Linked DNA regions of Homo sapiens: region 1 is linked to region 2. A link is a contact called in ENCODE Hi-C or POLR2A ChIA-PET data. All regions are on one chromosome and are shown on one strand. Each heading gives the region's core, a stretch centred on a gene start or an enhancer-like site at or near the end of the contact. The rest is flanking DNA. Distances are from core to core; before and after follow the strand shown.

The links. A loop is a pair of places that touch in the nucleus more often than their neighbours do. ChIA-PET counts read pairs that join two places held with the same protein, here RNA polymerase II (POLR2A).
Region 1: a map of esophagus muscularis mucosa shows a loop between it and region 2 (6-fold over the local background). The contact joins the promoter of CYP3A7 here to the enhancer-like site in region 2. A Hi-C loop is called at or near these places in 1 of 168 maps with a recorded cell type or tissue (esophagus muscularis mucosa). POLR2A ChIA-PET finds 5 or more read pairs at or near these places in 1 of 52 experiments (WTC11).

Annotation. Positions count from the first base shown.
Region 1 is chr7:99,733,383-99,736,652 of GRCh38, forward strand. It overlaps CYP3A7 (cytochrome P450 family 3 subfamily A member 7), which reads right to left and starts at 1,814. Exons shown (of 13, transcript NM_000765.5): 1 at 1,641-1,814. The coding sequence starts at 1,711. It overlaps CYP3A7-CYP3A51P (CYP3A7-CYP3A51P readthrough), which reads right to left and starts at 1,814. Exons shown (of 15, transcript NM_001256497.3): 1 at 1,641-1,814. The coding sequence starts at 1,711. It also overlaps a transcript of ZSCAN25 not described here. RefSeq lists promoters at 1,711-3,270, 1,711-1,953 and enhancers at 1,959-1,989, 2,974-3,270.
Region 2 is chr7:99,107,249-99,110,585 of GRCh38, forward strand. The region is part of intron 1 of SMURF1 (SMAD specific E3 ubiquitin protein ligase 1); the gene reads right to left. Among named protein-coding and RNA genes, the nearest start is that of SMURF1, 35 kb to the right of the region's middle. RefSeq lists an enhancer at 1,619-2,121. Within about 2 kb of position 2,008, at least 10 of the 41 ENCODE cell types and tissues checked have a DNase peak (open chromatin) inside an H3K27ac peak, as active enhancers do.

The DNA.
Region 1 (3,270 bases), core at 564-3,063, 630 kb after region 2:
CAGCTCCCCTCTGTTTGGTAGAGTAATGCTGCTTTTTGTTACAATGAAGAGGCTAACAGAAAAATCCATCATCTATTGCATGTAATTGTATAGGCCTAAGAAGGGCATGGTCTACACTATAGCTTCTGAATCCTGGGCTGTACCGGCATCGTCTAAGGCTAAGGTATTGTCTGCCTGACTGCCAGAATCTGTAGTGACAGCCCCACAACATGGCCAGCCACACACAGAGTGACACTGATGGTGCCCTTGTGTCCAGGCTTCAAGCAGATGAGATGCCAACATGTTTGTCCTTCAAGTGACCTCCACTAGGGGGCCAGGACCCATGAATATCTATTTGGAGTTCTACCCTGAGGGGTAAGGAATATTTTCTCACTTCATCTTGATCCTACCTGGATGCTTTTGCTATCATCACTGGCTCACAGTCTTGCTTACTTTCTAGCCCTGAGAGTTTAGGATAACCTGCTAAGCAGGTGTATTTGAAATGGGGGTATTAAAATAAACTCTTGGGAAAGTATTTTTAAAAAGACATATGCAGTCTTGTCCTAGAGATATATATTTGTACATTAGACTCATATTCCTGACATTATTCTGGAAAGGTGAGGTTATCTTATACACATTTATTGTCACAAATACTGAACTAATAGCCCTCTTTTATCACTCAGAAGGAACATGCTGGAAATAGTCTATCTCCAAAAAAATCTGGCTTTAAAAAGGATGAATTTAAGCCACACCAATTCATGTTAAATTGCCAGTAGATGGAAACTATGTTACCACAACTCACTGAATTGCTAACTTTTCTGTGAAAGAATTAAAACGAGGTTTGTATTTTCTGTTTCCATGTGACCATGATTCCTTACTCTTAATAACTGTGAAATTGAGTTAGAAGTAAAATGTGACAGGCGGGAAGCCTCCAGTACACACAGTAGGGAGTGACTCTTCTCTCCACCTGCTCTAGGATGCCAGGATCTCACTGGTGAGAAGATTCACCCTCTTCTCCTGCAACTTAAAGGGAAAAATGTAAAATCCAAATTCTGGTTTGGTAAGCTGGGTACAAACCATTGTCTATTAGATTATCCTCAATCAATGCTGTCCCTAAACCCTTCTTTCCACTAAAGATGAATGGGGGAGATGCTTATTTATTCCTTTATAGATCTGCAAAACATCCATCATAACCTCTATATGTTTGTAGCATCCAACACTTAAGCTACTTCTCCTTGAAAATCTTTTTTTTTCTTTTTTTTCTCTTTTTTTTTTTTTGAGATGGAATCTCACTCTGTTACCCAGGCTGGAGTGCAGTGGCATGATCTCAGTTCACTGCAACCTCCGCCTCCCAGGTTCAAGCAATTCTCCTGCCTCAGCCACCCAAGTAGCTGGGACTACAGTTATGCACTACCATGCCCAGCTAATTTTTGTAATTTTAGTAGAGATGGGGTTTCACCATATTAGCCAGGCTGGTCTTGAACTCCTGACCTCAGGCAGTCCACCTGCTCAGCATCCCAAAGTTCTGGGATGACAGGTGTGAGCCACCACGGCCAGCCTGAACATCCTTTTTGCTATTCAAAACAGATAAGGGAAAGAGAGGCCTGATTAGCACCCCAAGTCCAAGGAAACAGAGAAGAGGAGCCTGAACAGTTACTCACAGATAGAGGAGTATCAGGCTGACAGCCAGGAGAAGCCAGGTTTCCACGGCCAAGTTTGGGATGAGATCCATCACTACTTTCCTTCCTTATCTCTCTCCTCTGAGTCTTTTTTTCAGCAGCGTGCTGCTGTTTGCTGGGCTGTGTGTGTGGAGCTTTCCTGCCCTGCACAGCAGTGATTCAGTGAGGCTGTTGGATTGTTTATATGCTGGAGAAGGAGGCAGGGCTGGAGCTGCAGCCAGTAGCAGGGCCCCCGTGCTCTGCCTGCAGTCGGAAGAGGCTTCTCCACCTCGGCAGTTGGCAAATAATCACACACACACCACTCACTGACCTCCATTGAGTTAATATTCTATGTAGAATCATACACAACTCAATCAATGTTACTGGGGAGTCCAAGGGTTCTGGGTTCTTATCACAAACTCAAGTGGAGCCATTGGCATAAAATCTATTAACTCTCCTCTTGTCTCTATGGCTGTCCTCATTCCAGAATACTTGAAACTCATCCCAACAAGCCATGCCTACAGATCTTTACCTATGCCTGGAGTGTGCCTGTGCCCCCTAGAAGACTCCTACACATCCTTTCATACCCAGCCAGACAGAGCCTTCTCTTAGAGTCTTTCCTCACCAACCCCCTCACACAGAAGTAACCATTTCCTCCCCTGGGCACTTTCCATCCCCTTCATGCAGTTCTATTGTCTTCTTTCCTCTTTACCACCATTGTGTGTTTCCAGGCCTGTTTCCCTTAGCAGAGGTGAGCTCCTCAAGGGCATAGTCTGGTCTTACTCACTCTCATGGCTCTGGTCCCTATCAGGGTGCTGTACACACAGTGGGGACCAGAAAGGCTGGTGGAGTTGACTTGGCTGAGATTGCTGGGCCCCTGTGTGTCACTTCCTCTGACTTTCTGGTGACCACTCCATCTTCTTAGGTCATTAATACAGCCAGAGCTCTTGGCTGTGCCTCAGCTGCTGTCTCTGCACTTTCAGATTTGTCCTCTGTGATTCTGTTGGCAAGAGGACCCCTAAAAAAGAGACATGGCATGGATGAGATGGAGCTGATGGCTTAGTGGAATAGCATCAATTTGTGCTTCTTCCTCTGTAGCTTTCAAAAGTCCTGCCGTAGATAGAAAGTTAGACAGGTTCTTTGCCAAAGAGTGGCCCCTTCTCTCTGGAAATACTGCATGTCTGGAAACAGTAGGGGAGAAAGAAGAGAAGAGAACAGCTGCCCAGATGGCCAGGTTGACCCAAACCACCTCAGCCAGCAACAATGGGGCAGTGGTCACTGCAGGTCACACAGCATCAAGGACTCCAATGAGGTGGTCCCAGCCTCTTGAGGGTGGAATTGGAATTCAAAGCAAATGGCTTCCTTTTTGACAAGTGGAGGATTTTCTAATGGGAGGAGAGCAGGTGCCAGGAGCTGGTAGAGATGAGGCCTGTAATAACAGTTGCTGCCACCTGTGAGCCCTGTGACCCATTCCTGATGGGAGAGATCTCAGTGATGAGGGTGTGAAAATTATATCAGCTCATTATCATCACTCACACCCAAGTTCTGTGTCTGCTTGGCCTGAGAAATGGATTCCATGACAAACAAAATCTCAGAGTTGTTAAAACTCAGTAGAAACAGATGATGTTTAAGC
Region 2 (3,337 bases), core at 758-3,257:
TATTTCAAAATAACTTAAAGAATATAAGTGGATTATTTGTAACTCAAAGGATAAATGCTTCAGGGGATGGATACTCCATTCTCCACAATGTGCTTATTTCACATTGCCTGCCTGTATCAAAACATCTCATGTACCTCATAAATATATACACCTACTATGTACCCACAAAAATTTTAAAAGATAATAAAATTTTTGTAATTGTCACCAAAAACAAACGAACAAAAAAGACACTGACATTAAGATATTTCTGATTGGGCTTCATTGATTCCTTAAGATCCAGACTCATGAGGAGCTCCTAGAAATCGCTCGGACCTAACACAACTGACAAATGGGAAACAACCATTCTTGAACACAGAGAAAGTTGAGCGTCAACCTCCAGCCATTCTCACTGCAAACGATCTTTCTGTCCTATTTGCAGGGTTACCCTGCACTAAACAGCATACAGTTACAGGAAGCAAGAAATATTAAGCTCCTCCCAGGCTTCTCGGAGCCAGTCCCAGGGTGGTATTAAGTGGCATTCCCGGAGAAAAGAAGTTGCTCTTAATGCAACCTCACACGTGATCGATCTTTTGACCATTAGTAACACCACCAGCATATGGAGACATCTTATTGTTCACCTAAACAGCCAGCCTGTTGGCATATATACACACCTGACCCAGAAACTAGGTGACAAGTATCCCAAACGTGTGAAAAGCATGGAAAGTGAAGTTGCTGACCTAATTTGCCTATGTGAGAACCCTTTCAAAAGTCATTCTTCTTAAAATCTCATTTATAACAGACATCTCTGAACTCACAAGTTTAAGAAAATCCCTTGAAAGTATGCAAAAACCACGAACAGAACAAACCTCATCACACTGTAATGAAATTCACAACCTACTCACAACATAAAGAACACTTGGCCATTGTTGCTGTGCAGAGCCTTAACAACTGGTCCATACCAGGCATTCCCTGTTACGCCCTTGCACTAAAGACTTGCAATTTTGTTTTGATACGGAGTCTCGCTCTGTCGCCCAGGCTGGAGTGCAGTGGCGCGATCTTGGCTCACTGCAACCTCCGCCACCTGGGTTCAAGCAATTCTCAGCCAGGCATGGTGGCTCACGCTTGTAATCCCAGCACTTTGGGAGGCCGAGGCGGGCAGATTACCTAAGGTCAGGGGTTCAAGACCAGCCTGGCAAATATGGTGAAACCCCGTCTCTACTAAAAATACAAAAAAATTAACCGAGCGTGGTGGTGCATGCCTGTAATCCTAGCTACTGGGGAGGCTGAGGCAGGAGGATCGCTTGAACCCAGGAGGTGAAGGTTGCAGTGAGCCAAGATCGCACCACTGCACTCCAGCCTGGGCAATAGAGAGAAACTCTGTCTCAAAAAAAAAAAAAAAAAAAAAAAAGAAAGAAAGAAAGAAAAAAAGAAAAGGACACAGGAGCATTGCCCATTAGATGAGCAGAGCATTTTCCAGAGCCATTTCTTCAATTCCATCACTAGACACACAGCTGCAAGCCTAAAGTAATATGCACACTTTAAATCAAGGAAGAAGTTTAGTAAGAAGGCTCTTAGTAACCTTCTGAGCATAACAGAATGGAATTCAGTATTGACAAGAGTAACAAATTTGTGGCGTGACCGGAAATTTGGAAGAGGTTGAGTTTTCCTAATATGATATTAAGCTAATGCATCGTGTTGAAAGTCATTCTGTACACCCAGAAGTGACATGTTAAGGGAATAGCATGATTCCTGATGTGCAGTTATTTACCCACGTTCTTTCCTCTCCAAGCCTACTCTGCTATACTCTCTCTATAACGCTGGGGCTAGAGTTTCACCAACTTACCTAGGTTTTCCAGACCCCTGTTGACTGACTCCCTGTTAACTTCTGCCAACAGGAAGTCCTAGAGAGAGGATGGAAGATGACAGGAGAGAAAAAGGGACTTCCTTCCTAGTTTCCTATTTCTGTCAGTATGCCACCAGCAGCAGCAGATGGTGGTTCCAGCCCCCATCTTCCGTTGTCACTCTTAGTGCCAGCCTCGCCACACCCCCTCACAGACACCGGCAAGCCGCAGGGCTTAGCCCCAGGTTGTCCTCAGGCTATACTGTGTTCACTCCCTCACTGGCTGGCTCCCAAACGCTGACCAGATGGGAGCCCTCTCAGTTGACTTGGCACCCACCAGGTCACAAACCCTCCCTAGGGGTTCAAACACTCACTGAGCTGCACCCACACCCTCAAACATCTGTACAGCAGTTCTGCAGTGCCTCTCTCGGAGGCCTGGAGACCAGCCCCACAGGAGCCCTGCACCAAGCTCCAAAACTGTGGTAACACCATCTCTTATTTTTCCCCAGCCCTGGAAGTGACAGTGTCTGCACTATCCTAGTACCCCATTTCCTTTGTATTTTGTCAGCCTTTGAACTCGTATATAACCCAATCCTCATATTCAATCTCTTCCATCTGAAATGCCTGGAGTAGTTTGTTTTTCTGACTGGACTCTGAGTGAGTCACCAAAGATAACGAAAAAGCATTTGATAAAATTCGACATCCAAGTATGATTTTTTTAAACTTAATACAAGAAAAAGATATAAATGTTTTCTCCACATGATAAAATATACATATTTCAATTCAAAAGCTAATATCTCGCTTCATGGACAAACATTAAGACACATTTCCATCAAAGCCAAGAGCAAACAAGGACATCCCTCAAACCAGCAACACATAGTACATAGTACACAGACTCCTTTGTACTGTAGAAGAGTGTTGGGATGCACTAATGACTCAACAGAATAAGAAAAAGAGCTAGAAATAAAAAATGAGGTCCTGAAACATTGTTCATTGATATGATTATCAGGAAAATATACTGAAAAACTATTATAAAGAATAAGAATAATTCAGTAAGATAACTGGGAACACAATTAGAATACTGAAAACAACAACCTTTGTATCTACAGGCAATCTTAGTTCACAGATGTGGTAAAGATCTCATTTAAAGCAACAGTGAAAAAAGATAAAATTCCTAGAAATAAACTTTAGAAATAAAACCATATGAAGAAAGTTTTATATATGAAGGGTTGAACAAATGGAGAAACATAACAAGTTCTTGGATAAAAAGATGCAACATAAAATCAGTTCTTTCCAAATTAATCTAGGAATTTAACACAATCCTGTGAAAATATTTATGGAATTTTTCTTGGGGAAGAATCAGGGAACTAGATATCAAGAGCTAGCTCACAGGAAATAAACATAAACAGCCCGTGAATATATGAAAGGACCCTCAACCTCACTCAAGAGAGATGCAGATTAAACCTACAATAAGATGCCATCTCTCACCTATCAGACTGGCAAAAATCCAAGTTTGAC